Linked DNA regions of Mus musculus: region 2 is linked to region 1. A link is a loop called in an ENCODE intact Hi-C map of the cell type or tissue named here. Cell type or tissue: left cerebral cortex. All regions are shown on one strand. Links, peaks and the distances in the headings refer to the core of each region. The heading gives the core; the rest is flanking DNA.

Region 1 (15,498 bases), core at 2,388-10,387:
CAGCACTCATTCTCTCTGAGCCTTTTCCTCCCGTATATCTAGAGGGCATTCTAGTTGACCTCTGATCATTCGGGCCCCTTCAGATCAGTAAATTAGTGTATCTGGCCAGTCCCCTAGCTCTTTATCCTTTCTGGGAGAGGGAGTAGTCACGGGTTTGTTTGAAAGACTCTTGCTATGTAGCCCAGACTCTACCTGAGCTCTGGGTCATTGTGGTCCACTCTCTTAAGTAATGGGATGGTGGGCGGTCACCACCACCGTTGTCTTAACTTGGATTTTATTCTCCCAAATGTCCCAAATGCATTATGAGATAACAACTAATACGTTCTGCCTTGTTCTTAAGAAGCAGATTTTAGCCAGGTGTAACCCCGAGACTTGAGAGGTGAAGACAGGAAGATGAACAACCTTGGTAGGCGTACAGTGAGTTTGAACCATTCTGGGCTACTTGAGACCCTGTCTCAGAGAAGAGGTAGGGTGTTAAGGTAGTTCCCATGGAGAGCAGACTAGGAAAAGCTGTGTGTGCAGGATTAAAGCAGCCCACATAGCAGCTCTGAAGCCAAGGAACAGCTGCACAATATTTGTTATTGCACAAAGCCTTTAAAAAATTGTTCGTTTGCTTTTCTCTTGTAAGGTAATTCCTGGTAGACTTGTCATTCCTTAGTTTCTAAAGTCTTTTTTTTTTTTAATGTTTGTAAGTACAAAGTTAAGTCTCACTCTAACCATGTGTCAATGAAAGGCATGTACCCTGAATAAGATTCTGTTGTTGTAATAATGTTATTTGCTCTGATTAAAAGATGCTGAAAGGTCTCTCACCTGTACTTGGCCTTATTTCCTTCCCTCCAGTAACCCTGTACATATGTAACTTCTTTTGATGGAATTGGGTTTTATCCCTGAATTTTATTTCATAACCTTATTTAAATATCAGTTGAGTACTTTCTGTGTACCCAGTACTGAAGTCAGTGCCTCTCAAATACTGTCACTAATCCCGAACTAAATCACCCATCAAAAGTTCATGTTCTTATACAGGTTTTCCAGTTTAACAACAGAAGACTTAAAAAGTAAAGCAGGATTCTAAACTTATTTTATCAAAATCTCTGCTCACTCCAGTCTTGGCAGAAATGTTTTCTCTTTTCTCCCCTCCCCCTCACCCCCGGCCCCCAAAGTGGAGTTATGTTTTTAGAGTCTGTCACTGCTGACAAAAACTAAAATCCCCGACTTGCCTAGTGTCCAGGTGGTGGCAGCATGTCTCAGAGCTAGCGTGCTGGGGAAGGCGTTTCCAGCCGTGCTGGTTGGCTGCTTGTGTGAACGTGCATAACCTGCCTCTGTGCAGAGCTCTCACTTCTCCATTTATCGACCCATCAGTGATTCATCCCACTATAGCCTCCTCTTCTGGTAGATTACACTTCGGGAGTTTCTCTTCAGCTTCTTTTATCTATGAAGTGTCTATCAGACTCTTTCTAGAAAACTCATTAGGGCCTATCAGGCCAGACAGTGTTATTTCAGTTGTTATTTTTAACCAACATTTGGTATTATTGGGCAGTACTGAAAGTATCAATATTAGCTAATACTACTAAGAAACGTCTGCTTAAATTAAAGGCATGTGTCTTACACTCACAGACTCATCGGTGTAGGAGCTTAGGAAAAACAATTAGTACTCAAAAGAGTAAGAAACTCAACAGGGAGTAATGCAAGATTATCATTTCTGGGGCTAAAGAGACAGAGGGTAAAGACGCTGGCAATCAAGGCTGAATTCCATCCCCAGAGCCCGACTCATGGAAGGTCAGACACACACACACACACACACACACACAGAGATGGCTTTTGTTTTTGTTGATGACTTCTTGGGAGTTTGCTTTTATGCCTTTGCAGAGCTAATGCCTATGAAGGGGGCTGGCAAACAATTGCTGCCTTCCCACCCGAGTCCTCCACAGCCACCACTGCTCTGCTTGCACGGCTCTTCAGTCTGGGTTTACTGGCTTCTTGTCTCTCCTAGACAGTAACCTAGACAGTTTTTTAGAATGTAAACCCCAGGATTAGTTGCCTCAAAAGTATGAACATCACTGTATCATTGTTGCAGTACTGGGCTGAACCCAGGTGTGTGGCACATGCCACCCAAGTGCCTAGTCCTGTCCTGTGTGTGACCTACATCCTTTTGCCCTTTGTCATTTAATGTCTTTGTTAGTTTGTTTGAAACAAGGGATTTCAGTTGTTGTTCTATTGATGTGGAGAGAAACCGAGACCAAGGAAGCTTACAAAAGGAAGCAGTCGATGGGGAGCTTGCTTGCTGGGTGAGAGGGTTACTCCACCATCAGCATAGCAGGGACCTGGAGAAGTAGCTGAAAGCTCACATCTAAATCACAAGCAGAGAATAAGCTAGACTGGGCGTGGCACACTTCTAATTCCTTACTAAACAGCCCATCCTCTGGAAACCAAGTATTTAAACATATGATCCTATGGGTGCCAGTCTCATTGAAACCACAGTGTATTGCTAAGTTGGCCAGTCTAGTCTTGAACTTGCTATGGTTTTAAATAGTAGATTTCAGGGTATAGTGTTACTCAAATACCTGTTAGGGTTGGAACAAATTAAGTAAATTAAGTCCTGGGTGTTTGTGAAGCTTTTGTTAAGTGCTGAGGGTTGGAAGATTTTGACAGCGATAAAGGTGCCTGGGAAGGGATGTTAGTGTCAAACTTAATAAAGCTGTTTGTAGATCAATACATACATCGTGGTTATAGCCCATTAATGAACGAAGTTTATGTAGTGCTTTCCAAGTATGTAAAATTATCTACAGGAAGGAAGGTCGTGATTCATCATTTTCACTGATAAGATAAAAAGAATTAGTTCTACACGATAGGTGCTAAAACTTAAGATAAGAGCAGCTGGACTACAGATCTAACTAGAGATACTGAAAACGGGATAAGGATGTATATGCAGACTAGATGCCCTTTCGAGATATGTTTTAGCCTTACATTCCCGGTGCAGACTGCAAGAGGAGCAGAGTAGATAGCAGGAGCCATCCTCGGTCCTTTGCCTGCCAGGGCTATTTCCATACAGTTTTGAGCCAGTTGGAGGAGGCACGTGCTTGTTTTATCTTTTTCAGTCAGTGCGTGTGGCTGTATGTTACTGATTTGGGTCATTTTTAGGCTTTTGTTCACATAATGCTGAAAATTGGATGCCTGCTGTTTTTAACACTGCTCATAATTCTTAATTTCCAGAATGCCCTGCATATGCACAGGCGGCCAACAAATGTCCTGTAGTTGGAGGACGCCCTTTCGAATGAGGAAAATGCTCTAGTAAATTCCTGCAAAGCTCTGGGCTGTGTAATCCTGTTAAAGTTTGAGAGGCCTCTTGGACTTTCTTCCCGAGTCTCGATGCTCAGATGTCAGTCCTGTCTCTTAGATGAGTCAGCTGGCTGCTATGTCAAGATGCCCTTTGTTTCTCTGCTGGATTTTTCTAGTCACCAAACAGAAGTTACTCGCCCATTGAGAAAAGCAATCCATGTATTAGATTCACACTTTGGTGTGAAGTCTTCCTTGACAAAATTGGCCCAGCACCACCACCTTCACCACATCGCTTTTTAACTTTAAGCTTCTGCATATAAGCTTGTGGCTTAAATAGCAGTTTTTAAAAATAGTTATGTTTCCTAAATGATGCTATCAAGAACATTTTAAAGTCCCATTTAAAGACTTTTGTGAAATGTGATTATGAGAAAGGTTTTTCAAAACTACTCTTTGATAGAATTGTGTCTTGTTGATTTGACTGTCAAGAAACTTTGAGCCAAATTTGAAATTCATGTTGATCATCCACCCTAACTTCATATGTCCTAAGCATACACTATACCAGCAGACAACACACCAAACCTCTACATTTCTTTAGATTATTTCTTCCTAGGGTAGGTATCCTACATAACATTTGTTCACCCTAAGTCCTTTGTTAAGGGGTAGGGGTACAGGTTACCTTTAAGTGGAGTGTGAAATTCCACACTTTACAGAAACCCCTGATGTGTAACAACTACTTATTTGCTATTCAAACTCTTGCACTCACTTTTTTTTATCTTGTATTATAACCATTAAGAACCACTTCTTCAAATTCAGAACTAAAGAAAGGAGGAAATCAAAATTGCTTCCTAAGGTCTAATTCTAAAAGCCAGTCTGTGTCCTTAGGACCACTGCCCCCTATCCCCACCACCAGTATAAAGTATATATTTGGAATCTAGCTTTTAAAAGTAAAGAAACATTGAAAATGCCAGGCTATAAATAAAGCTTGCTAGGCCGTTACTTACAAACATCCTGGTTCCAACATTCCTCCCTTCATTGTCTTACTCACATTTGATGCTTTGGTATCTCCCAACTTAAGAAGGGAAACGGTCTGAATTCAGACGCTCCATTTGGATTTTTGTGTGCCCTTTTAGCCCCTTAGAAGTAATACTATGATTTTTCCAGAGGCTGTGAATTTGGAATTTTCAATTTTTTAAATTTTCAACTTTTAATTTTCCATTTTACTTTTAACATTAGTTTTCTACTGTATTACACATAATACACAATATCTACCTTCAGACGGATCTGTATTCTTGAAATTATCTTTTCACGTCTGCCTTTGAATATAAGAATACATTACAATGGTAGGATTATATTGTTAATGAACATAGACGCTTAAGTATCTGATTTAATATTTCAGTTTATTTTTATTCTCTTGTGGAAGAAGGAAATCTAATTTTTCTGTACCTTGGTTCTGATATCCATAAAAAATAGCAATGCCTATTTTCTGTAAAATAATGACTACACATGAACTCCTTTTCCAATTAAGTATACTGCAGTCCATTGTATATGTGTGTGTGTGTGTGTGTGTGTGTGTGTGTGTGTGTTGATTATTGGATGCTTACAGTGATCATTAAGAGGTTAGTGTCACTAAGGTCTTCATGTAAGCCTGTATTTGCCTATAAACCTAATACTTGTCAGGGGTGGGGGCACATGATCAGGAGTACAAGGCTATGTGAGGCTCCAGCTCAAAACAGAAAAGTCCTATCAATACATATTTATCACAGCCCAAGTGAAAAAAGCATCTCTGAAAAAAAATGATAGAAAGTTATTTCTAACACTATTAAGAAAATGATAAAAATTAAATGAGTTTTTTATGCTTTGTGCTACAGTAAGATTTCAAAGAATGTAGAAGAAAATGAATTTTTATGGGTTCATATTCAAATTTTTGCTCCCTAGAAAATATGAATGCTTAGCCACCATTTTCTGACCATCTTACTCTATAAGCAATCCAGGAAATACTCTTTCTTGCATCTGTTTTCCAATCTGCTAACCCCTTTTATACTTCAGGAAACTAAATCCACATATGGTTCTATAAATTATTCATGTGTATATCCAATGCATATGTAATTTGTCCATATACGTTAATCTGTAATATGTCCCTCACACCTCCCCACATACACATACAATAGAATGAAGACTTACCAGACTGGCCAAGCTTCCATGTAAACTCTCAGTATGACAGAGACCAATTTATTGTAGATCTCTGCAGTTCTGAGATGCTTCACAGGGCAGTGATTCAGAGTCTAGACTATGAACCCAAACTGCCTGGTTTGAACTGCTACTTACTGGGACGATGGAGCTACTTTGAGAATATACTCTAGAGACAACCGGAGGCCATCACCGTGTCTGTGTCAGGGCCTTGGTTCTTTCTGCTCCATAGCTAATCACGGCAAAAAGTGGTCGAGCTAGCATGCTTGTAGACATGAAAATCCTCCAATAGCCAATTATGTCCTTTGTTTTGTTAAGCCTTCCTTAGGCTACGTGGTCTAGAGTACTCCACCCAACATACCTCCCCTGTCACTTGCATTTGGGGTCACACTTGAACTGTCAAGTGATAACCCACCCAGTCTTTCCCAGATCCTTCCCCATCTCACAAAACTCCTACATGTGTATTCCTCTCTTGGCATGTCCTCGGGTAACAAAATCGAGACACCAGTTTTGGTGCCCAGGGCATTCATAGTCCCTGGCATAAGATAGAAGCTTATGTTGACCTGGGACAATGTCCCAGTGGAGGTAAATACCATAGTAGGTGTAAGAATACAAGGGCTCAGAAAACAGAGTGGGGTTGATGCCTAAAAGACAGCAAGATTGGCTGGATACCCGTGTTGGAGTCCTTAAGAAGGAAAACGTGGGAAGCACTGTGCTAACTTATAAAGAGGCCTTCAGCACAGAGCAGATCCAGCTGAACTGGGGCCGAAGAGCTCATTGCTAAGAGGCACAGCACTCCACTTACATTTGGGCTTTGAACATGTAGGCAAGTCTGTTACAATGAAGGCAGAGAAAGGTAGGATCCTGAACATAAATAAGATGAGGTCATCTCGTCGGTACCCATAGACTCCCTCTGATTTAACTGGCATGCCTGGTGCGATAGAAAAACTCTCTTGCCTACCTCCTCCCTGAACTGCCCTTCACTTCCATTCCTGGCTGCCAAGCCAATCACTAGGATTAAATCCCAGCACACACCAACTAAGACAAGTGACATGTTCTGGCAGAAACCAGGAGCGTACACCTGGGACTAGATATTAACAGTACTTGATTCTGTGGATTGAAAGCTATTATGATAGAGCCAAATGACAAACTGAAACTGCCTCTTGTTCCAAGACAGATCAGACACGAAAGTGTATGTTAGGAGAAGACAAAGATTTGTGCCCCAATTTAAGACCTAAAGGACAGAGGGGAGATATTCCTGTCTGGAGGCATCAATTTGCCAGGCTGGTCTCTAAAATTGGATGGGTCTTGGAGAATGACTATGGGCCATCACTGACTTGACCAAACAGTAACTGAGATCTGAGCCTCTACCACAAATACACAGCATACAACCATTGATTTGGCAAGTGCATTTATTCTCTTCCACTTGGAAAAGAAACACCTTCACAAAATACAGGCAATAATAGTAATTTGGAATGAGTTTTGCCTCAAGGCTGTTAACGCCTCCACCCTCAATCATAATAAGAATGGATTAATCTGAATCATTTAAGTGTTCGTTAGATCAATGGCCTGATCCTCTTTATCGACCACATTGTACTGTTTGGATACAATGAACAAAGGACAGCCACTATGCTGAATACCATTGTAAGACGTGGGTGCTCCTGATGGAGAGGGGTAAACGCTATAAAGATTAAAAATTCTCCAATTTTTTTTAATGTTCCTGCATGTGTGTGCGTGCATGTAGAGGTCAAGTGTCCCCCTCAGGAATGCCATCCACCTCCTTTGAGATAGGGTGAACCCCTGGGGTCCTCTCTGTCTCCCCAGCACTTAGATTACAAGTACCTCCCACCGTGCCTGCATTTTTTTTAATTAGGTATTTTCCTCATTTACATTTCCAATGCTATCCCAAAAGTCCCCCATACCCTCCTCCCCACTCCCCTGCCCACCCACTCCCACTTTTTGGCCCTGGTGTTCCCCTGTACTGGGGCATATAAAGTTTGCAAGTCCAATGGGCCTCTCTTTCCAGTGATGGCCGACTAAGCCGTCTTTTGATACATATGCAGCTAGAGATAAGAGCTCCGGGGTACTGGTTAGTTCATATTATTGTTCCACCTATAGGGTTGCAGATCCCTTTAGCTCCTTGGGTACTTTCTCTAGCTCCTCCATTGGGGGCCCTGAGATCCATCCAATAGCTGACTGTAAGCATCCACTTCTGTGTTTGCTAGGCCCCGGCCTAGTCTCACAAAAGACAGCTATATTAGGGTCCTTTCAGCAAAATCTTGCTAGTGTATGCAATGGTGTCAGCGTTTGGAGGCTGATTATGGGATGGATCGCCCCTCAACAGAGGAATGGATACAAAAAAATGTGGTACATTTATACAATGAAGTACTACTCAGCTATTAAAAAGAATGAATTTATGAAATTCCTAGGCAAATGGTTGGACCTGGAGGGCATTATCCTGAGTGAGGCAACCCAATCACAAAAGAACTCACACAATATGTACTCACTGATAAGTGGATATTAGCCCAGAAACTTAGAATACCCAAGAAATAAGTTACAATTTGCAAAACACATGAAACTCAAGAAGAACGAAGACCAAAGTGTGGATTCTTTGCCCCTTCTTAGAATTGGGAACAAAACACCCATGGAAGGAGTTACAGAGACAAAGTTTGGAGCTGAGACAAAAGGATGGACCATCTAGAGACTGCCATATCCAAAGAAATTAAAGATCTCAGAAGATGGTAAGATCTCCCATGCCTGCATTTGTATGCCTGTTCTGGGAACTGAACTCAGGTCCTCATGTTGTATTGCCTATTGCCCAAGCCTTCCTACTTGAGACAGGCTTTTAAAGGTCCTGCACACACAGTGTTAGTAGTGGGGAAAGGTGCCATGGAGAGGTTATAGAGATTCCAGTGGAAGAATCATAGCTGAAGCTTTTCCAATTCAGGAGCAGGTGATGCCACAGAGACCTGAAGGCCCAGTGAGGTAGCTGTTCTCATGGCACTGAACCCAGTAGAGACCCAGAACAGAGGACGTGAAAATGTGTCCTTCCTAGCCCCTTCAAGCATTCCAGAAGTATTTATTAGTCCACATTCTGTGAAAAGAAAACATTCTTCCTTTCTTCTGTCTCTGTCTTTTCATTTATAACACAATGCACTCACAGTGTTTACTCGACAAATTAAAACCCACTATGATTATTTATTTTGATGTTCTGAATATCCCTGGTTGGACCAATAGAAGCCCCAAGTGCCTGTATCCTTTTCTTATGTCATCACTCATTGGGCCCTGTCTTAGTCAGGGTTTCTATTCCTGCACAAACATCATGACCAAGAAGCAAATTGGGGAGGAAAGGGTTTATTCAGCTTACATTTCCACATTGCTGTTCATCACTGAAAGAAGTCAGGACTGGAACTCAAGCAGGTCAGGGGTCAGGAGCTGATGCAGAGGCCATGGAGGGATGTTCTTTACTGGCTTGCTATGCTTGATCAAACTTCTCTTCATAAGACTTAACCAGAGAACAAAGTCTCTGCTGGGCTGTTTTGAAACTTCCTTTGTCAATTCATTTAATTTGAGTCCCTTCACCTTAGCCTCAGGCAGACTTTTCAGACAAGGGCAAAAAGTAGCCACATTCTTCACCAAAATACCACAAAAACAGTCTTTATGTCACATTCTGAAATTCTTCTCCTTTGAAATCTCTTGGGCCAGGTCAAAACAGTTCAAATCACTCCCAGCAACAAAGTCTTCCATATTCCTACTAGGATGACCCATTAAGCACCATTTAAAGCATTCCACTGCTTTCCAAATCCAAAGTTCCAAAATCCACATTCTTTCAAATAAAAGCATGGTCAGGCCTATCACAGCAATACCCCACTCCCAGTACCAACTTGTCTTAGTTAGGGTTTTACTGCTGTGAACAGACACCATGACCAAGGCAAGTCTTATAAAAACATTTAATTGGGGCTGGCTTACAGGTTTAGAGATTTAGTCCATTATTTTCAAGGTGGGAGAATGGCAGTATCCAGGCAGGCATGGCGCAGGCAGAGCTCTATGTCTTCATCCAAAGGCTGCTAGTGGAAGACTGACTTCCAGGCAACTGGAGTGAGAGTCTAAAGCCCACACCCACAGTGGCACACCCTACTCCAACCAGGTCACACCTATTCCAACAAGGCCACACCTCCAAATGATGCCACTCCCTGGTCCAAGAATATACAAACCATCACAGGCCCTTTATTAATTTTTGATACAAGAAGATGCCCCAGGCTCATCTGCATTCTCAGCTCCAATCCTAGGATTAGCTAGGTTTCTGAGGAGCCCTGCTTATTTTCCATGGCAAATGGTATTCCATATCTAAAACCTCAATGCCGGGTTTGTTCAAGCTACTGGCATGTCACTTCTTGTCTGGCATGTCACTTCTTGTCGTTCTCAGCAGACAGTTACACTCCTATCTCTAGCTACTTCAACGTATTAAAAAAAAAAAAAAAAACCACAAGTTTGGGTCAGTTATGATAATACAAGCCTTTATTCCAGCACTCGGGAAACAGAGAGGCAGATCTCTGTAAGTTCAAAGCCAGCCTGGTCTACATAGTGAATTCCAGACTAGCCAAGAGTGCATGGTGAGATCCTGCCTCAGAAAAGCAAAACAACCCAAAAGGGTATTCTGATCCCCTCAGGACCATATCAGGAGTGTGTTCTAGGGGCTGGGGAGACGGCTCAGCGGTTAAGAGAACTGACTGCTCTTCCAGAGGTCCTGAGTTCAGTTTCCAGCAACCACATGGTGGCTCACAACCACCTGTAATGGGATCTGATGCCCTCTTCTGGTGTGTCTTGAAGACAGCAACAGCGTACTCATATACATAAAATAAATTAATTAATCTTAAAATTTAAAAAAAAAAAGGAGTGCATTCTAGTTTTCCCTTCTGCCATATTTCAAACTCACTCAACAGACAGAAACCTGATTGGCATTAGCTTCCATATTCATTCACTCCAGGGTACAGCATACAGAAAGTAATTTCAGAATTACTCTCTGATATTATCATGTCAAAAACAAAAAACAAAACAAACAAACAAACAAAAAAACCCTTTACTGGAGTTTTAGGTGATCTGCCCCTTCTCAGTTATCATTCGGCTTTGGTCACTGAAGTGCCAACTGTGGAGCAAACTTAATAAGTCAAGCGTGGGCCCCATGTAGCCATGTGTAGCCCATGAGCAGGAGATCCAACACTCTAGGCCGTCTACGTTACTAGATTTAACTGGTTAGATGGTCTGACACAAAACTGTTTATGTTGGACAGTAGTAACTGATCGCAGCTTTGTCGTGTGAGTCTTAGTGCTTGTAATCATGTCACTAGGAATTGCCACCTCAGCTGAAAGAAAGGGCAGGCTTCCCCCGTGGTGGTGTTTAATCCGTATAGAAGCAGACCATAATAGATTGCTTTTAAGTCGTTTCTATCCAGGTAAAGTACATGAAGCTTGGTTCTCAGTTGTGTCTTTTTATATCTTGCATTATGACCACGTCCTTAGCACACACACACACACACACACACATATCAGGTTTTATAAGACTTTTGTTCAAATGCTTCCGAACAAATATTTAGGAAATCATTCAAAGGAAAAGGCACTGTCAAAGGCAGTGCTCCCAAAGTGGAAGGCTGGTGCTCTCAACACAAAAACAATGGAGTTTTTAGGAGGTGGACTGTTGGAGTTGGAACAGAAATTCAGAGATTAGGGTTGTGTGTGATGGGCAGTCCGTCTCAAGCTTCCAGAGGACAGTCGTTTGTGCCTTCATGAGGGTTTCTTCTCATCTGGGGTACTTCATTGTAACTTGCTAAATACCATTAAGCAACTTAAACTTACTGCAGTGGTTTGAATGAGAATACCCCCATAGGCCCCATATACTGGAATCCTTGATCAGCACTTGGTGAAACTACTTGGGAAGGTTAGGAGGTGTGGCCTTTTGGAGTAGGTGTGTGAAGGGGCTGACTTTCAGACCTCAAAAGCCTCCCCACCATCCCTGATGTTCTTATTCTGCTTCCTGCTTTCAGATCAAGATGTGAGCTCTCAGATGATGCTCCTGTCAACATGTCTTCCGTCCACCATCATGGACTCTGACCTTCTGATACTATAAGCCCAATTAAGTGCTGCCTTTTAAATGCCTTGCTTATGGTGTTTTGCCGCAGTGTGGTATTTTAAATATGATCGGCCCATGGGGAGTGGCACTATTAGAAGGTGTCACTGTGGGGGTGGCCTTTGAGGTCCTGTCTTAGTCAGGGTTTCTATTCCTGCACAAACATCATGACCAAGAAGCAAGTTGGGGAGGAAAGGGTTTATTCGGCTTACACTTCCATGCTGCTGTTCATCACCAAAGAAGTTAGGACTGGAACTCAAGCAGGTCAGAAAGCAGGAGCTGATGCAGAGGCCATGGAGGGATGTTCTTTACTGGCTTGCCTCCCCTGGCTTGCTCAGCCTGCTCTCTTATAGAACCAAGACTACCAGCCCAGAGATGGCACCACCCACAAGGGGCCTTTCCCCCTTGATCACTAATTGAGAAAATGCCTTACAGTTGGATCTCATGGAGGCATTTCCTCAACTGAAGCTCCTTTCTCTGTGATAACTCCAGCTGTGTCAAGTTGACACAAAACTAGCCAGTACAATTGACCCCTTGTCAACTTGACACACAAACACATCACTAGTAAGCCTCAACCCTCACATTCTTATTCATCCCCAAGGTCTAAATAACTTTAAATGTCCCACATTCTTTACATATTCTTAAAATTTCAATCTCTTTAAAATATCCATCTCTTTTAAAATTCAAAGTCTTTTTACAATTAAAAGTCTCTTAACTGTGGGCTCCACTAAAACAGTACTGTGGGCTCCACTAAAACAGTTTCTTCCTTCAAGAGGGAAAATATCAGGTCATAGTCACAATCAAAAGCAAAAGTCAATCTCCAACCGTCCAATGTCTGGGATCCAACTCACGATCTTCTGGGCTCCTCCAAGGGCTTGGGTCACTTCTCCAGCCAGGCCCTTTGTAGCACACGCATCATCCTCTAGGCTCCAGATGACTGTACCCCACTGCTGCTGCTGCTCTTGGTGGTCATCTCATGGTACTGGCATCTCCAAAACACTGCATGACCCCTTCAGTCCTGGGCCTTCAATTGCAACTGAGGCTGCACCTTCACCAATGGCCTTCCATGGCCTCTCACAGTGCCGAGCCTCAGCTGCTTTGCATGACCCCTTCATGCCTTCAAAACCAGTACCACCTGGGTGACCCTTACATATTACCAAGTCCCACTGCAGCAGGAGTACAATCTTGGCCATCTCTGGAACACAGCCTCTTTATGCTTTCAGAAAACACTTCCCAGAAGATGTCACCTCAATGATGCTGGTATCTTCTTAATCACCACTAATTTCTTAGCTCCAGCTAACCAGCATCAATAGTCCCAGTAATGCAACGTTTTTGCTTTGGTAGTTCTGGTATCTTGTTAATCACAGCTGATTCTTCAGCCCCAGCTAACCAGAACTACAGAATCTTCACAATCAAAACAGCAATGGCCCTGAAAAGAGTCTTTAATTTTCCCTCTGAAATTTCACAAACCAGACCTCCATCTTCTGCAGTGTTCTCAACATTATCTTCTAAGCTCCTACACAACATCCAACAGAGCTCTTAACAACAGATGGATCTTCAAGCCCAAAGTTCCAAAGTCCTTCCACAGTCCTCCCCAAAACATGGTCATGTTGTCACAGGAATACTCCACTCTGCTGGTACCAATTTGTCTTAGTCAGGGTTTCTATTCCTGCACAAACATCATGACCAAGAAGCAAGTTGGGGAGGAAAGGGTTTATTCGGCTTACACTTCCATGCTGCTGTTCATCACCAAAGAAGTTAGGACTGGAACTCAAGCAGGTCAGGAAGCAGGAGCTGATGCAGAGGCCATGAAGGGATGTTACTTACTGGCTTGCCTCCCCTGGCTTGCTCAGCCTGCTCTCTTATAGAACCAAGACTACCAGCCCAGAGATGGTCCTACCCACAAGGGGCCTTTCCCCCTTGATCACTAATTGAGAAAATGCCTTACAGTTGGATCTCATGGAGGCATTTCCTCAACTGAAGCTCCTTTCTCTGTGATAACTCCAGCTGTGTCAAGTTGACACAAAACTAGCCAGTACAGGTCCTAAACGCAAGCTTTTCCCAGTGGGGAAGAGAGACAGCCTCCTTCTGGCTGCTTATAGGAGACAGTCTCCTCCTGGTTGCCTTTGGATCAAAATGTAGAACTCTCTACTCCTCCAGCACCGTGTCTGCCTGCACGCTGCCATGCTTCCCACCGTGATGGACTGAACCTCTGAGACTGTAAGCCAGCCCCCAATGAAATGTTTGCCTTTATAAGAGTTGCCTTGGTCATGGTCTCCCTTCACAACAATGAAAATCTAACAAAGACACACACCAATAGAAAAGTAACTACTCTGCGTGCCATCATAGCAGGAATCCGAGAACAGAACAAACATGATTGCATGCATTCATACTGATGGAGTCTTTGGGGAAGGCTTTCCTCCTGTGCTTCTGTGGTTGTTAGCATGAATGCTGGCTACCCTTCGGTAGAGTAGCTTTAGCCAAGAGTGTGAGAAGTGTAGACTGCTACTCTCACCAGCCTGAGAGCCATGCATGAGCTTGCCTGTCTTCCTTGGCATTTTACCCTCTCTGTTCACCATTTTCTCTTCACTAAAATCAGATTTAGTGTTGTGTCCTCACAGTGCTTGGCCTATTTTCTGTGAACTTGTATAACCAAGAAGATGTTAGGGAGATAAAGGAAAATCACTTTTAATCTTTGAAAAGCACACTGACCTAATTTATAAGACCACATGCGGGCTACTGCTGTACAGATGGGCCTGGTTTGATACTATCTCACCTAAATGGCCTTCAATTAATCTATCTGTAGTTATATAACTAGTCAAAATTATAGATTTGTGATTAGCTAGTACACCTGTCTGTTGACTTCCAGATCATTTCTATGAAAGCCTTCAGCATCGGTTTTACATTGATGGGCTTGCTCCTAGTGTTAAGACCGTCTAGCTGGAGTTTCTTTAACAGAGGTTAATTTTTAAGCCAAATGTTATTACATGTCTAGGTAGGCAGCTTAAGGACAGCCTCCAGTCATATCCACTTCCTACCATCTCTGCTCTTTCTTTATCCCTTTATCTGCCTTCCCTCCTTACCCAACCTCACCATTTTTTTTTAGCTCTTTCTTACTTTTTAGTACAAAAATAAATGTATTCCAGTCTCATCTTCTGCTTCCTCAGCTCCGATCCTAGAATCAGCTGTTTTTCTAGGGGTCCTGTTTATTTCTGGTCGAGAATGGTATTTACGGACCAAGGTCTGAGCCGGGGGGGGGGGGGGGAAGGGTACATCCCACTCTGGATCCTTCCCACTCCTCTGGCTTCCACCTCGCTCTCCTTTTTTAGCCTCTCACAGAAGCCAGTTGTCATCCTCTGAACTGCTCTAATGAAAAGCAAGGACCAAAGGATGGCTGAGGGCCAACAGCCACGGAGAAAATCAATCCTGTCATTGCGAGTGGGTCTGGACGCACCCTCTTCTTTCCAGTGGAGCCAGAGGTGGCACCAGCTTGGGCTAAGCCTTTGAATGTGGACTTGCAAGGACTCAGCCAAGTTGTGTCTAGATTACCGGCCAAAAGACACCTGTAAGAGTTAAGTTGGGTGTTGGTAGTTGCTCACTTTTGGAGTAATTTATTACTAATTCATAGATAACCAATAAAGAGTCTTTTATCGTTTTGTTTTGTTTTTTTTAAGTCCCAAAAGACCTTCCTATTTCCCATTTCCTTATTATAGCTCTAACTAGCATTTCCAAGTAAAACAGGAGTTGTGAGACCCTGGCTACACATTAGACCATCTGAGAAGTACCTTCACTTCACAAATTCAATTCAATTCAATTGGTCTAGGGTAGAACTCCTGTCTCAGTCACTCTCAAAGTCTTCCATGGATTTCTAGTAGGTACATAAAGAATCACAGATGGATCACACTTATTTAC
Region 2 (15,498 bases), core at 4,712-12,711, 710 kb after region 1:
AGGGGCTGAGGGGTGTGGAATTCAGCATAGCGACACACTATTGGCTTATTCAAACATCAACAGAAAAATTACATGTACGTGCAGGGTGTCAGAGTTCTGTGAGTTGTTGACTCAGTTCAGATAGCCCTGTTATGTCCTCACATTCCTCTTTATCTTTCAGGTTAAGCTGTTCCCAGGAATGTTTTAACTACGGGACATACCCAGGTTTGTTTTTCTTTTTCCTCAGCCCCAGGCAGCCTCTAGGCTCACAAACAAGCAGCAATTTCTGAGTACTTTATATGACTTACAGGTCTTGAAATTTCATCTTTCTTTCATACCCAGAGAACCACCTCAACAGCCTATTGGCTTGTTTAGTTGTTTTGTTTGGTTTGATTTTAAACCAGTTATAGGTTTTGATCGCCTTAAAAATATGTTTCAGTTTCAGTTTCTTCTTAATTCTCTGATGAAATGATAACTTCTTTTTGGAAATAAAAGTCACCATGAAAAGTCTTTCTCCAGTACCTTCCCCATAACTGTATTTAAATCCGGATCTCTCTTCCTCCCACCCAGTTGGGCACTGGGGTAGGTGTTCCTTCTTGCTCTTTGGGGTTCACAATCCAACCAACCACAGTCTCACCATTCCTGGGGCCCATTCCTTCAGTCCCAGACACCCTACACATTCACCTTCTAGTTGCACAGGGTTGACTGTAAATACCATCTTAATTCTTTAAAATATACACAAAACTGGGAGGATTTTTAGCCCCAAACATTGCCCCTATTACCTTGCCTTTTTTTTTTTTTTTAGTAGTCTTTTATTCTGCCACCCAGCCAAGCTTTTTCTCCCCTGCTGTTTTGTAACTTCCCAGTGTAGCTCCTGCCAGGGAAGCAACCAAGCTGCTCTCACAACTCCAGACACAGTAATGACCCCAGTATTGACCTATCTAATGAACATGGCTTCATCTATATCTTACTTTTCCACAGTGTTGGCTCACAGACCACTCTTCCTGCTTGATGCTCAGTGTCTTTGCTTAGGGATGTGACATTTCTTTACAGTCTTTGCCTTCTTAGAGCTGGTCCTCAGCTTTCTTTATTCACCCCTCTGTACCTCCCTGTTCGTCTGCCTCAGGGCTCTACTGCCAACTGCTTTACATTCTGTCCCACCCCCAGGGATGACCTTGCTGGGTCGCATGGCTTTTCTAGACCTCATTCTCTACAGCTCAGATTTAATCTTTTGCCTGGGCCTTGAGTGATGAAGCCTGACTCATCATCTCTCCTGTTTCTGAGTAACTTGGTGTGACAGTTGATTTTATGTGTCAACCTGGTGGATATGGGATACCTTGTTGGTGGGTAAAACATAATTTCTATGTTTTGCCATGAGGCCATTTTTGGATGACATTTGCATTTGGATCAGTAGCCTGAGTCAAGGCCCTCACCTATATAGTGGACATCAGCCCAATCTACCAAGGCACCAAACAGAATAAAATGAAAGGCTTGCTTTCTCTCTTTTTGAGCATCAACATCCTTTTTTTCCTACACATAGAAATCAGTCCTCTTGGGTTTTGGATCTTATGATTCCAGAACCTATACCTCAGGCCTTCAGACCCTCAGAATCAGACTGAGTAAGACTGTAGTTCTCAGAGATCTCCAGGTAGCAACTGGCAGATCAGCCTCCAAAAATCATGTAGGCCAGTTCCTATAACAAATCCCCTCTTAAATGTCTCTCTCTATCCTATTGATTTTTGATCCTCTGAAGGACCCTGACTAATATAGTTGAGATCAGCATGACTTTTTCGTCAATACCACTTGTCTGTCAAATTCCAGACACTCCCACACTGTGGCCATGTTGGGTGAAGAAATAGTAGCTCATAATATTTGTGAGAAACCCTCCAAGTAATAATAATACAGTTTTTACAACTAGCCAGCTTCAAAACAAATACCAGAATGATTCTGTTTCTAAACTTTCTCAAGCATATCAGAGTGTTGTTGGAATTTACCCCATCATGCCAGGCTGTCATACAAATAACCAAACAATGTATGCAATTATCCATCATGACCAACCATCACAGAAGCCCATTTACTCGGTCCACCCATACTTCCTGGGCACCTTCCAATTCAAAGTCTCTGGCTCTTGGATTGTGAACATAGTTAGAATTTCCCACTGGATGGAGAAATTCACCTGTATTTCTGAAACAAGAACAAGAGACTCAATCAGGAAACAGTTCGAAGATCAGGAAGTGGGTAACATAGCAGTACACCTTCTTTAGAAATTTTCCAGGGAGGCCCATTTTGCTCAGGAAAGTAGGGAAGTTAACAACTTCAAATGACCTCTCAAGACACTGAACATCCATTTTATACTCAGGGAAGTCTTCAATGAGCTACAAGTATGTAATTTAAATTTTTAACTTACTTAGCAGTGTGAATATGGAGAAGGTAATTGCATGTCACCAATTTAGAAATGTCAATTGGAAGAGAAGTTGTCCACATCCCTATGGCATTTCATAGGGAGCCATTAGATAGTAGGAAACTTCTTTATAAATATGTAAAGAGACGAGACTAGGGCTATTTCACGACACCGTTTATATTTAGTTGCCTCTTTTATTCTAAAAAAAAAAAAAAAAAAAAAAAAAAAGGTAACACTGTTGCTGTTTAGAGCTTAAATACAGTCTCCAGTGAATGCAGAGGAAGTGAACAAGCCATACCTCTAAAATGACCAACTAAAGCCAATTTTTAAAGCTCTTCAAATAATGCTCTTTTAAAGGACCAGCAGTGACTTTTGTTACCAGAATAAGCAGTAGTTAAGATATTCTCTCAAGTTAGTACTAGCTGTCCACAGAGATGCTGGATTCTCCCTAGAAATGGAAGGGTTCAACCAAGTATGGAAATAGAATGACTGATTTTACCTTGACCTTGTTCATGGCCCCAACACAGATGGGAATTTTAATAAAATATAGTTCGAATGGCAACTGTTATTAAAACACTAATCTGTATGGAAAGAAAGTCTCTGTAACTGAACTAATGAGTAGACATTTTCAGGTCTTACATTCATTTCCTCTAAATTTCAAAGGGGACATCAGCCTTGGCAGAGGCAGCCTTTGGCTCCTCAAGGGCTACCTTGCATGGTGCACTCGAAGTGATTTCAGTCTGCCTTCTCATCCAATCCTGGTTTCCACAGCACTAGTGACAATTAGCTGTGATTGCAATGGCAGCCATGCTGATGGAGACTCTGGGCTGTTTGGAGTTGGAGCTGAAATGACTATACTCATTTCTCCAAAGACCATGGACCTTCAGCGGGTAATGGCTTTTTATCATTAGATTCTGAGCTGAAATTCAGCTGATAAACTAAAGGTGAACTGTTCTATTCCCCATTACCCTGAAGCCCAGCATGGTAGTTCTTATTTGTGTCATGATCACTCCCAATACATTCTTTATCAAATTTATTACCACTTGAAGCTTAGAGGACTTCCTCAGTGCCAGCAACAGTTTTTTTAAAAGCCGAAGTAAGGTGTGTGTGCCTGTGCACATATGTGTGTGGTATGTTTATATGAATGCACCACATGTACATGAGGGTGCATATGCACATGTGCTCATGCATATGGAAGCCATAGGCTGATTTCTCAAGCTTTCTACACCTTAGGTTTTAAGACAAGCCATCTCACTGAGCTCAGGGTTTACTGTTTGACTACACGGACTGGTCAGTGAGTTCTGCAGATTCATCCGTGCTGCAGAAGGGTTATAAACATGGGCCATCATTCCTGGGCTTTTATTTAAGAGTTCCAGGGATCCCACCTCCAGTTCTCACGCTTGTACAAAAGATGTTTTTACCAAATGAGCTATCTCCTCATTCTAGGAGCAAATTTTGAAAACGAAAAGAAAAACTATAGAGAGGGTTATAACTTTAATTTTTTCAAAGCCTACTTTTAATGATGGTTCTTAATTGCTTTAACCTCCTTTCTAGCCAACCACCCACCATGGGTAGTGGAAAAGAAAGTTACTAGGATATGGGCGAAGTGGACCTGTTTAGAAATAGTTCTTTGGAGCAGATCCCATCTGTGGTGGCAGGAAATCAGCAGTTCAGTTCACAGGTCAGCAGTGGCAGCTTGATCCACTTGCAGACACTTCCTGGACCAGCGGTCCAGTTCAGTGGTGTTAGGATAGCAGTATGACCTAGGAGGAACAGGCAGGCCTCAGCTGAATCTGCATGACTCAGCAGGAGACATTGGGACCAGCAGGAACACTAGAAGTTCACTGCCATGCCTCTCTCAGCGAAGTAAAGATCAGTGAAGACGAGAGACCAAGAAGCATTGTACAGCAAGATCTACCAATAAGCCTCTCTCACAGTCCCTTGAGTCCTATTTATAATCCCTCCAAGCACCATGTGTCCTTAATGGGTCTTACCTCATCACATGTCTTGCCTCAGCATGTGTGTCTGTCTTAGCAAAACTCCACGAGAGTCTGTCTCAGCTGACATCACTTTGCCACTTGGCCCAAGTCCAAGGAAGCAGCAAGATGCTGCAAGCATACCACCAGTTTTGTTTTTGTTTTTGTGTGTTTCTCTCTATGGAGTCCCAACAAATGGAGCTCAACTATGCAATATAAGGTGGACCACTACATGCCTGTTGTTATCAAAGAATTCTTCATCATGTGTCTTTTCATGTGCTTGCTTTAGAAGAACATCCTTTCACCTGTTTCTGCTTCAGGAAAGCACACCTTCACATTTGCCCTAGCAGAACATCATCCAACACAACTGACTCTCCAAAGAACCCTTAAGTTTCCACTTTAGAGGGTACATTAGCTTACACTGTGTGTGTGTGTTTGTGTGTGTGTTTAACTGAGAAAGATAAAATTATGTATATGTCAGTTATAGCCAAAAAAAGTCAGGCATCTTGGCACAATATTTTCCACTATAGTACAGTTTATATAACTAAGAAGATTATAAAACTTTTATTTTGCATCTCAGCCACTTTTTCAGCAGTATATGTAAAGTAGAAGCATAAATATATTGTTTATTTAAACTAAGCCTTTGATTGTAGTTCAGAAGTTCAAAGATTACTATAGAAAGTTGGTAAGTGGATCCCTGGGGCAATAGGAAACAGGTTTTTAAATTTTATTTATTTTATTTTTTGGATCCCATAAGACTCATTTCCAAACCCTATGGGGTTTTATCAAGCTGAGCTTTGAGTATCCTGATCTTTTCAGACTCCAATTAACTTATGCTGTTCTTTGGGTTTTAATTCTGCCCTGCCTTGCTCATCTCCAGCGAGAAGAAAACTAACATTGGAAACATGGTTTAAGCAAAGTGGTGACTGGGAAATTTCTTTTTTCAAAGGGGGGAATTGGGTTCCCAAGGGAGAGAACAAACATCCTAAGCTACTTGGACTACTACAAACAGAATCTGTGATAATGTCAAGAAGCAGAATATGGGGCAACAAGAAAGGAGGACACCTACCCAAAGAAGCAGAGGCAGCGTCTGGCCAGCCCGCTGAAAGTGAGTACATTTATAGCTCTGGGAAGAGCTGGCAAAGATAGCTTTCCTTTCCTGTCCCTCAGCCTTTCTGCCCGGGTCCACAGCTTTGTTGCACTCATTCTGTTCCTGTCAGGCAATTCTGAAGCCATTGAAAGACGATTGGTTTTTGTTCCTGGCAACCCGTAGCCACAACCAGCAAATTTAAACTCCTGGCTAGCTTCAAAGAGCAAGAGAGAACAGGGGTATCCTGCGTCCATGTGGGAGGGAGGTGACTCTGAAGTTTTCATAGAGAAGATAACCATTGCACATGGGCAGGCCAAACAGGCCTTGGAAAAAGGCCTTAGACTTGAGTCAACCATGAGTAAGAGTCTATGAGCACAGTGACTACAGCTAGTTACACGCTTAGCAAGACTTAGACTAAACATTGTGGCCTGTGTGCTTTCTCTGGTGTTTATTATATCCCATTTGTAGAAGTATCCATAACATTTTTAGAATTTTTCTGTACATGCAAGTTTATAACATTTCATTTCTATGCATGCAAATGGCCAACGTGAATCAGTGCTTACCCTAATACCCATCACTGGACGAAGCACTTGTCTTCTCTTGGTTTAATTTTACAATTGTAGAAGAAAATGCCTCATTCCAATGCTTATTTGTTGAAATAGTGTAGAGTTCTGTCATTCAGCTGATGTGAAAACCAAGGATAACTTGCCTTGGGGGTTATGCAACTAATAAACTATGGCATAATTCCACTCAGAGGTATTTTTAGGTCCCAAAGCCACGTTCTAAATCCTTACCCAGTAGAATTCTGAGAGCAAAGTTTCAAGTCTAACTCTGCTAAGCCTCAGACTCCACAGTTGGTTTAATGAGAGGTTAGGATGCTATGACTGGCCAGTTCTGGGATGGTATGGTCTCTTGAATCAAAGCTTGCTAACTTGGCAGAAAAAAAAAAGGAGTGTTCCTGGGCCTCCTCCACCCTGGCAGCTCTGCTTAAAGACACAGGGCATGTAAGGTAGTTTTGCTCTTGATAAAATGAGCCCGAGATCTATAAGCTGGCCTCAGCCTTTTGGCGAAAACTCTGAATATATGGTAACCTATATCTATATTTTTCTTCAGATACAGTGAGTCTTAGAATGTCTACCTTCTTAGAAAAGAGTCTCTCTCTAGAGTTCACGTACCAGCAACTACCTCTTTTTTCTTTTCCTATTTTTGTTTTTGGTTCTGTGGCGGGGGCTTTTTGCCTTTTCTTAAAACAATAATTCTCATAAGAGATGTAAATACTCTTTTCCCTCAATAATCTTGAGGCATGGGTTCCAGGAAGCTCATGAATACCAAAACTCATGGATGCACATGTCCCTTAAGACATATCTGCATATAATCTACAAACATCATCCTATGTTCTTAAAACTATCTCTAGATTGCTGCTAATATAGATAGTTGGCATATGATTTTCTTTAGGAAATAATGACAATGATGAAAAGGGCTTGGACACGGTTCATCTAGACCTTTTTCTCTCAATATCTTTAGTCTGTGCTTAATGGACTACGCAGGTACAAAACCTGTAAATACTGAGGCCCACATCTGCATGCTGCTACCATTTCCTCATCTCTCTCTCTCTCTCTCTCTCTCTCTCTCTCTCTCTCTCTCTCTGTGTGTGTGTGTGTGTGGGGGGTATGTCACACATGTGAGAATAGCATCCATGTGAAGACCAAGAGTTGACATTGAGCATCCCCCTCAGTCGTTCTCTCCTTCATTCACTGAGGCAGAAACTCTCATTAAACCAGAAACTTGGGATTTGACTGGTCTAGCTACACCTCTAGCCAGCATATCTTGGGGAATCTCCTTACTTCTCCTAAGCTAGGGATTATAGGCAGATCACCATGCATGCCCAGGTTTTTAAAAATCATATGTATTGAGGAATGCATGACATGTGTAGGTGTGGGAGTCACAGGTTGACCTGCAGGAGCCCATTCCTTTCCTTCAACCAACGATGTGGATGCCAGGAATCAAATACAGACAAATACTCTATGTATTCAGTCGTCTCTCCAGCCACATGCCTCCCAGTGTTCTTTTTCAATCTGCTCCAACTAGGTTTCCACTGTCAGTCAACAGAAACCTCTCTTGTCAAGCTCTCCATCACCCTCCATAACATTCTTCATCTGGCCTCTCAAGAAGTGAAACTTTAGTGGTAGGAAATGGAGAAATATAAAACAACTAATGAGTACCTAAAGACAAAAAAAATACATACTTATGGAAGGTCTTAATTGGAACTCAATAGCTGAATGTTAAAAGTATGAGTATGTATATTTTCATAAAGTCTCTTACTCTTCCAAAAGTCTCTTTTTATGGCACTGCTATTTGCTGCATTAAAAAATGGCAGTTACTTAGTATATATTTTACTTCAATAAATATACCCTCCCATTTTACTACTGCTCTATCTAATTGGAATATACACCAAGAGTATGTGAAAATGTTTAAAACTACCTAGACCAAAGGGAATCACAATGGTTTCTAGCTGCAGGAGTTCATCTGAATTGCCTTTTCCATATTCAGATAGGAAGACAGGTTAGAGAGTTAATAATGTCTGCACTGACACATAGCTGCTAAGTGGACTTGGGACTAGAAGCCATTCCTCAAAATTTGAACCCAGAGTCATCCTATTATAGCATGCTTCTTTGGTATATCTCAAAAGGTTAAAAGATTTGACACAATCACTGTTCCTCTGACTAGTCAATGCATGGTACTGACAAAACTCACTAATCTCTCTTCTTTAATCTGTCTGTTTTTAACCTGCTATGGGTGTGTTACTAGGCATTTGGCAAGTGGTCCCACATCATACTCTAGGTATGTCAGTTATAGTAATTGGGACTAAAAATGTCTTACCTTTTTAAAGAATAGATCATACTTAAAGTTACACTAATGATAACACTATTTTTATTCATCTGTAACACGCTGAGTAGCATGTACTATGGGAAACGGACTTAAATTTGGTAGGCTAGGAACTTGGCCTAATGGCCTTGTATTTCAACCCATCATCCATATTTTCCCACAAGCATGGAATGTCCACATTTAACTGTCACCTTCATGTTCAGCAAACCAATGCCTTTGAGATGATTAAGACACCTAGGAGACACTCTCACATTGCTTGGGTCATCTGGTTATTAAGCATACTAAGGGAAAAGCAGAGATTTCTTGAGAAAAGGAAACGTTGGGGATTTTCCTAATGCTCTTGGTGGGAGGACCAGTAGAGGACAAGATTTTTCATCCCACCTGGCCAAGAGCCAGCTGAGCTACCTACTAGGGAGACAGCATCACTGTGAAGTCAAAAGTTACCCCCCCCCCCCGAAAAAGCAGAGGTTGGGCCCAAAAGAGACACAAACCTCCAACCATTTCTCAAATCATGGTACCACACTGAACATTATGATAGGTTGTCTCTATATTCGTACCCAATTTTTTTCCACTATGAATTTAGCACTAACAAGGGAGTTGAGGGAGGTGCTACCACCTCCACTTTCCTGCAGGCCACAACAGCAGGTGTGCTGATTTTCAAAGGAAAGTGAAATATTTGCCAAATCATTTGGCACACTCAAACTCCAAATGTGCCAAATTACCTGTCAAACTTAAATGGCCTTTTAAAAAGAAAGACAAATGGCCTGCCCACCTTCATCTGCATGGACCCACACTGCCATCCAGTGGCTCATTGTGTCAGTCACAATGGGGCTCCATTGTCTTCCAGGGTTTGGATCCAAGCTGAACACCCTTGTCCTTGGCATTGGCTCCTTCTCTACTCAGAGCCTTTGGGGCTGAAAAAGATGCAATGAGTTGCATATAAGTTGGATTAGAAGAGAGTTGGTGCCAAGACTTGGATGTTTTGCCCATGGCATCTAAAAAGAGCGTAAGCTGCCTGTAGAATTTTCCAACCAACAGATATTCAAGTGTCTTTCTTCCACATAATCACTGACCAAGAAAAAAAAAAAAGGAAAGAAGGAAGGAAGGAAGGAAGGAAGGAAGGAAGGAAGGAAGGAAGGAAGGAAGAGAGAGAGAGAGAAAGAGAGAAGAGAGAGGGGGGAGAGAAACCCATTATCATACACAGGTGTCTGCGTTTAGCCCTATAAGCACCTTTCCCTCATGGATAACTAGGCCAAGCAGCACATGGCGATCCATTTTATTTCCACAGTGCTTATCTGTAAGTCCTTACTTGTCTAAGTTCTCCTTTAAAATACCCATTTTAATGGGCTGAACTTATCTCTGCAGTGAAGGTAAGGAGTTCCAGCCATATGAGCTTGTGGGACATATATAAAGAAGAAGAAAGTTCATAGAGGAAGGAGAAAAATGAGATAGAGAGGCAGACTCTGTAGGCTTAGATTTTTCTAAAACCTACTTTAATAAGGGTTCTTAAATGCTTTAACCTCCCTTCTAGCCCTCCACCCACCAGAGGTGGTGGAAAGGAAAGGTTAATAGAGCAAAGGAGGATGTGGACCTGTTTAGAAATAGTTCTTTTGGGTGATTCCAATCTTCATTGTCAGGATATCAGCAGTTCAGTTGACAGGAACCAGCAGCAGTAGCTTGATTCACTTGCAAACACCATTCACGAATCAGCAATGAATGTTTGATCCAGAGGAAACCATGAGGCTCTGCCAATCTGCCCAAGTCCACAGAAGGGGCAAGAAGCCCCCAGAAAATCATGAGAAGTTCTTTGGTGTAATTTTCTCTACAAAGTCATGACAAACAATGATCAGTGAAGAAGGGATGGTAAACCACATCACATCAGTAAAAACCAATGAAGAACAGCAAAGAGTGGCAAGGTAATGCCAGAATGTCATCCAGTCAAGAGAGTTATATTTGTACCCTTTCCAGACATCACATGTCCTCTCCAGTGTCCACTCCAGCAAAACACCACATGTTTGTTCTCAGCAGAACAGTTTCCCATGTGTCAGCTTCAGCAAAATATCCTCTCACACAACAGTCTCCAGAAAAGCATCACATGACACAACTGAGTCTCCAAAGAAACCAGAAACTTCCACTTCAGGATGTAATTCTCTTCTGTGTGCACAACTGTAGGTTAAGGGGTGTCACCTTTCTAACAATTGGGTTTCAATAATAAACTGTACTGTGAGCAGAGCTTCTAAAAGGAATATCGATGGTATGGTGACAGCCAAAGCTAAGAGTTGGGTTCCTTTTCAGCTAAAGGTTGTAAAATGTTTATGAGCTAAGCCGATCAAAGTTGAAATGAGAGTGAATGGCCACTAGGTTGGCTCTGAAGAGAATCATAAACAAAGATATGAACAGGAACCACAGACTGCTAAAATGTCAGCTCTGACATTAGTGTGAATTAGTGTGTGGACATCATGGTTCACCTCAGGTTCAGTTAGATCAGATCTAGGCAAGCTACTGTGCCATTTCTTCACCCATTTAAAAAGAGCCATTAAAGAAAGCTCTTTGCTTCCTAAAGAAATCAAATCCATCTAGTTCTAATTAGACCCTCTAGCTGAGGCTATGCCTTACCCCCATTTTCCTTTTTCTATTCAGTCTTATTCACTTTTAACATATTGTATATAATAATCAGAAATAAAGGAAACATATATTGTCAGCTAGACTTACATCTCCATTTTGCAGACATGGAAATTGAGACCCATTTCCCCAACTATATTTTCTAAATGAATCTAAATTTTTCTTAAAACAGAAGACATAACAGGAAAGGTAAGCTACTTTTATACTTTTCATAATAAATATTCCTGATCTGCCCCTGCCATCATCCCTCCATTCTAAATTCTTAGTTTAATACCCACAAATGAGGATAGCTTTCACCTCTCACCAAATAAATTTCTCTTTGTAACAGATGGAGATCACTGCATAAAACCACAACTGGCCAAAATTCTTCAATGTGTACATATACAACACAACTTCTACACCTAAAGCTTAGGTAATATAGAAGAAGAGGGGGTGGAAAGATTCTAAGAGCCAAAGGACCAGGAAATTTGTTGTAAAATTGTGTCTCTGAGAAATGACAGAGAAGCTGTTCCCATGATATCTAAACAATATGGCTGCCTAAGCAAGACCTGAACAAGGACATCAAGAACAAGGACAGCTCAGGCTCCTCCTGGACAAGGAACTACAAGCAACTAAGGAATGCTGGAAGTGGGAGAAAGAGTTTTACCCAGGAATTACTCCTTCCCCCTATTGGCTATCTAATACCAAGTGGTTAGATCTAAAATAGTATACATACAAGCAACCTAAACAGACTCGTGTGTGTGTGTGTGTGTGTGTGTGTGTGTGTGTGTGTGTGTATGTGAATAACAAGTCAAGAAACAGAAGCCATGAATTTGAAAGGGAGCTAGTGGAGCAGAATGGGAGAAGTTGGAGAGAGAAAAAGGAAGGAGGAAAACAATATAATTTTACTATAATTACAAATTATTTTTAAGAAATTTGGAAAACAATCTCATCTACAATAGCCTCAAAATGTATCCTGGAAAAAATTGTGAACAAAATTATTAATACCTCCTTGTTGGGAATTATTCTTTATTACTATTTTATTGCATCCCACTCGACCGGCAAGAAAGACGCAACAAACCGAAATCTTCTGCGGCAAAGCTTTATTGCTTACTTCTTCAGGAAGACCCCGAACCGGGAAAATGGCGCCGCTTATATAGCCCACAGCGTGATGTTTCAGCACCTGATATGGCATGACAGCTCCTGATTCGTTGCTCACCCATCACTCCACTATTACGCCCTGAGAATGGGCAGTGACTAGGAGTGAGTTCACTCTCGCACCTGCGTACAAGGCTTGTTTACTAGTTAGGCACAGTGGAGGCCAACGCCATCTTATAATGGCAATTGCTCATGGCACAGCTCTCCACACTATTTTAATAATTTACACATTTAATCATTCTGTTAGCTTCTCAAGACATACCATATTAGCATCTTGAAGAGTCAGTGTAGGGTTAAATAAGGTTCATGTTACGGTTAAATAAGTCAATAAGGAAGGGTTAAATCAAATGGTCACTGAAGAGGGCAAGCTTTAAAAATAGGGAGGGGGAGGAAATATACCCAAACTTCTTATCAATAAGTAACATAATCTAAGAATTTGGCAGACCAAAAAGATGGTATAATTATACTACCTTCCCCCTGCCTCTATTTGGGGATGAGGGTGAGCAAAAAACATTCAGAGACACACCTATTTGTGCTTAGGAACTAGAGATTTTAAGTCGTCCAACTCTGGTGTCACTAATGTAGACAAGCTGACTGATCAGGATTTTGAAGACTTTCTACTGGAGGAATTGTGGTTTTCTGGATTGTTCCACTTAAAGGCCTAACAAAGCAGTTTAATAACACTGTATCTAAGACTAGGAGAATGATAGTACATCAATGATTGATTGTCTGGTGTGAAGAAATGCAATTGATAAGTAGTCATGTGTGAAAAAATCATTTAAAAGAGCCATTCTTGGACTACAGAACGTCTTGTTAGGTAGAATACAAATGTTTCCCCATCGGAAGTGGAGCTTTCTAAGTCATTGGGCATAGGATGAAGCAATACAGTTTGCTCAGCTAAGATTTAAGGAAGAGGTCCTCACACCAAAATCTGAGCTGTGGATTCTTGCTTTGACACTCTGGTCACACCTATTTAAGATTCTAGCTCCTTTGGTAACAACAGACAAATACACAATCTACTCAGCTCAAATGAAAGAGGAAAATAAGTACCAGGTAGTAATAAACCTTAGCAGCTGTAGACTACCGTCACAGACCGCTAAGCGCACAGACTACCGTCACAGAGAGCTAAGCACAGCGAGTCTTCATGGGGGCCAAAATTTAGCAATCCTAAGGCATCTTTCTTTCTCCTTCCCCATCAGTACATATTTATTGACACCTCAGTCAAACCACAAAACAAACAACTCTCCTGTTGTTCAGAGCCTCACAATCTAGCTTCTCTCTATTTCTTATCCTCATTTCGATATCCTGATACCACCTGCCAATTACTCCATTCTTCTCTTTACAAATTGGCTTCCCTGGCCTCCTCTTACTGTCAGGCCCTTGTTGTCCACATCCTTCAGCTTTAGAACACATCAACTAAACACAACCAGTCATTCCAGCCATTGGGTAGCCTTGGATAAGCCTTATTTTCCTCTTTCATTTGAGCTGAGTAGATTGTGTATTTGTCTATTGTTACCAAAGGAGCTAGAATCTTAAATAGATGTGACCGGAGTGTCAAAGCAAGAATCCACAGCTCAGATTTTGGTGTGACCCATCCCTGATTCAGGTTACAGGTTATAAACATGCTGGTCTAGGCTGAACTAAGCTATTCTAAATAGTCAAAAATGAGATTTTTTTTTTAGAGGTAGGTATCACAAATACATCTTTTATTATATATTTTTATTTGTCAAGATTCATAGAAATTTTGCTCAGTCTTATGATAAGTTCCTGACTACTTTAAGATGGAATCTATGTCTGTCAAAGGTTCTGTCACTTGTAGATCATGGCCCAGTTCCACCTGGTTGGTCAGCACTTGGAGTCAGATAACAAAGTTCTCCCATGGATTCTTTAAGCCTGTAAGTTAAGGAATTATCAACAGAGCAAGTCAGCAATTTGCCAGGTGCTTTGCTTTTTTGCAGAATAATGTTCCTAGCATCTTTCTAATGTGAGTAATGAGGCATTTCAGCCTCTGTGCTTCTGTGTGGACGTTTAGAAAGCAACCTGCACAGATTCATCAAATTCTACAAGTCTGTGCCTACTGCTTAGGCTGTGGCAGTTGTATGTGACAAGCAAATTCTTACTTTAGTTTCTTTTTGCTTTTTTGTATTCTGTCAATAGTTCCTTTCCAGGTCTTATCCTTAGGTTTTTTACATCTTTATCCCGTTACTTAGTAGAACAGCCCATGCCAACATCATTTGCAATGTCTAACCATTTAGGAACAAGGTAACTAAGAAATCCAATGTGATAAGGGGTCAGAGGAGATTTTCTGCTCCTATTGAGATCAACTACTTTAAGAGACCTTACCAGGGCTTGCTATGAACCATGCAAAATCCTTCCTAAGGTCTTCTGCTTCAGAAAACTCACAGCTAATCTTGAAGAATGGTTCAAATTCTGCTTTGCAATACTTTAGTGGCACTGGGAGAGAAAAAAATTCTGATAGATTGATGCTCAATTTCACATGAATGCATGCAGAAGGGTTGGCAGGTGTAGCCTGTAGATTCTGTGTTCAGGAGAAGCCTATGCATCAGGAGTGTGAGCACCTTGGTAGTGATGTGGAGAATACACTGGGTCATTCTGGAATGAAATGGAGAACACTCCTGGCGAACAGACACACAGACAACGGACATGACACCATACAATATTAGGGTCTCCAATTTTGGCTTCACAAATGCAGATCTACAGACATCCACCATGACAATCAACTTGTCAGATGGCAGAACAACTGTTATACATCTGCCCAGCTCCTGGCAGGATAATTTCCTTCATCTAATTTACCCAAATGGGAAATCTGTCTGCAGCTGATGACAGCAAGAATTTTCCTTTGCAACTCGCATGGCAGCATCATAGGAAGGTTACTAGCAATCCAGGCAGGCTCAGGACCTAGGTAACAAAGGATGTCTCCTCTTGATCCTATTGCTTTGGAACAGGTAACATCCTCGAACCCCAAACTGAGATGTTTCTCATCTCTAGGCATCTGTTCTCACTAAGTCAGATATACTTTATTTTGCCTGTAGTTGTGACTATAAACTACAGCAGTTTTAAAACAATATATGTTGCTCAAACAGCTCCTACTACAAACATGCCTCCATAATAACCCTGTGAGATAGAACACTTTCTATTTGCCCCTTTTCAATAGAGGAAGATTCCAAAAGACTTGAAAGATTGTATGATTTGTTCAAAGACTTGAGAAATAGCATACTATTCTCAAATCATCTGCCTTGTTAGTGAGCAAGATAACCAGATCCTCTCTCATAATCTGACGCCAGATCTCCATTTTCTATTCTGCACATTGAGCAAATCTGATCTCTACTCTTTGGGGGATAAAGCAGCTGCTCCGTCTCCTGTTTTCACAACTTCATGTCAGACAC

The links. Hi-C counts contacts between places; a loop is a spot of excess contacts. Peaks named below come from ENCODE experiments on the same cell type or tissue, not always from the same donor. Only the 100,000 strongest peaks of a DNase experiment are listed, where the experiment ranks them.
Region 2: a loop joins it to region 1, with 5 times the contacts of the local background. A loop is called at or near these places in 11 of 42 quality-filtered maps.

Annotation. Positions count from the first base shown.
Region 1 is chr13:108,027,425-108,042,922 of GRCm38, reverse strand. Gm41055 (a long non-coding RNA gene) reads left to right here. Exons shown (of 5, transcript XR_003950673.1): 2 at 8,089-8,204; 3 at 14,916-15,498. Among named protein-coding and RNA genes, the nearest start is that of Gm41055, 9.3 kb to the left of the region's middle. In left cerebral cortex, for the core only: no CTCF peak of the experiment used is centred there; no DNase peak of the experiment used is centred there.
Region 2 is chr13:107,319,523-107,335,020 of GRCm38, reverse strand. It overlaps the pseudogene Gm2736. Among named protein-coding and RNA genes, the nearest start is that of Gm31715, 120 kb to the right of the region's middle. In left cerebral cortex, for the core only: CTCF peaks have their summits at 9,128 (motif pointing left) and 10,685; DNase peaks (open chromatin) are centred at 5,499 and 9,124; H3K27ac peaks cover 502 bases.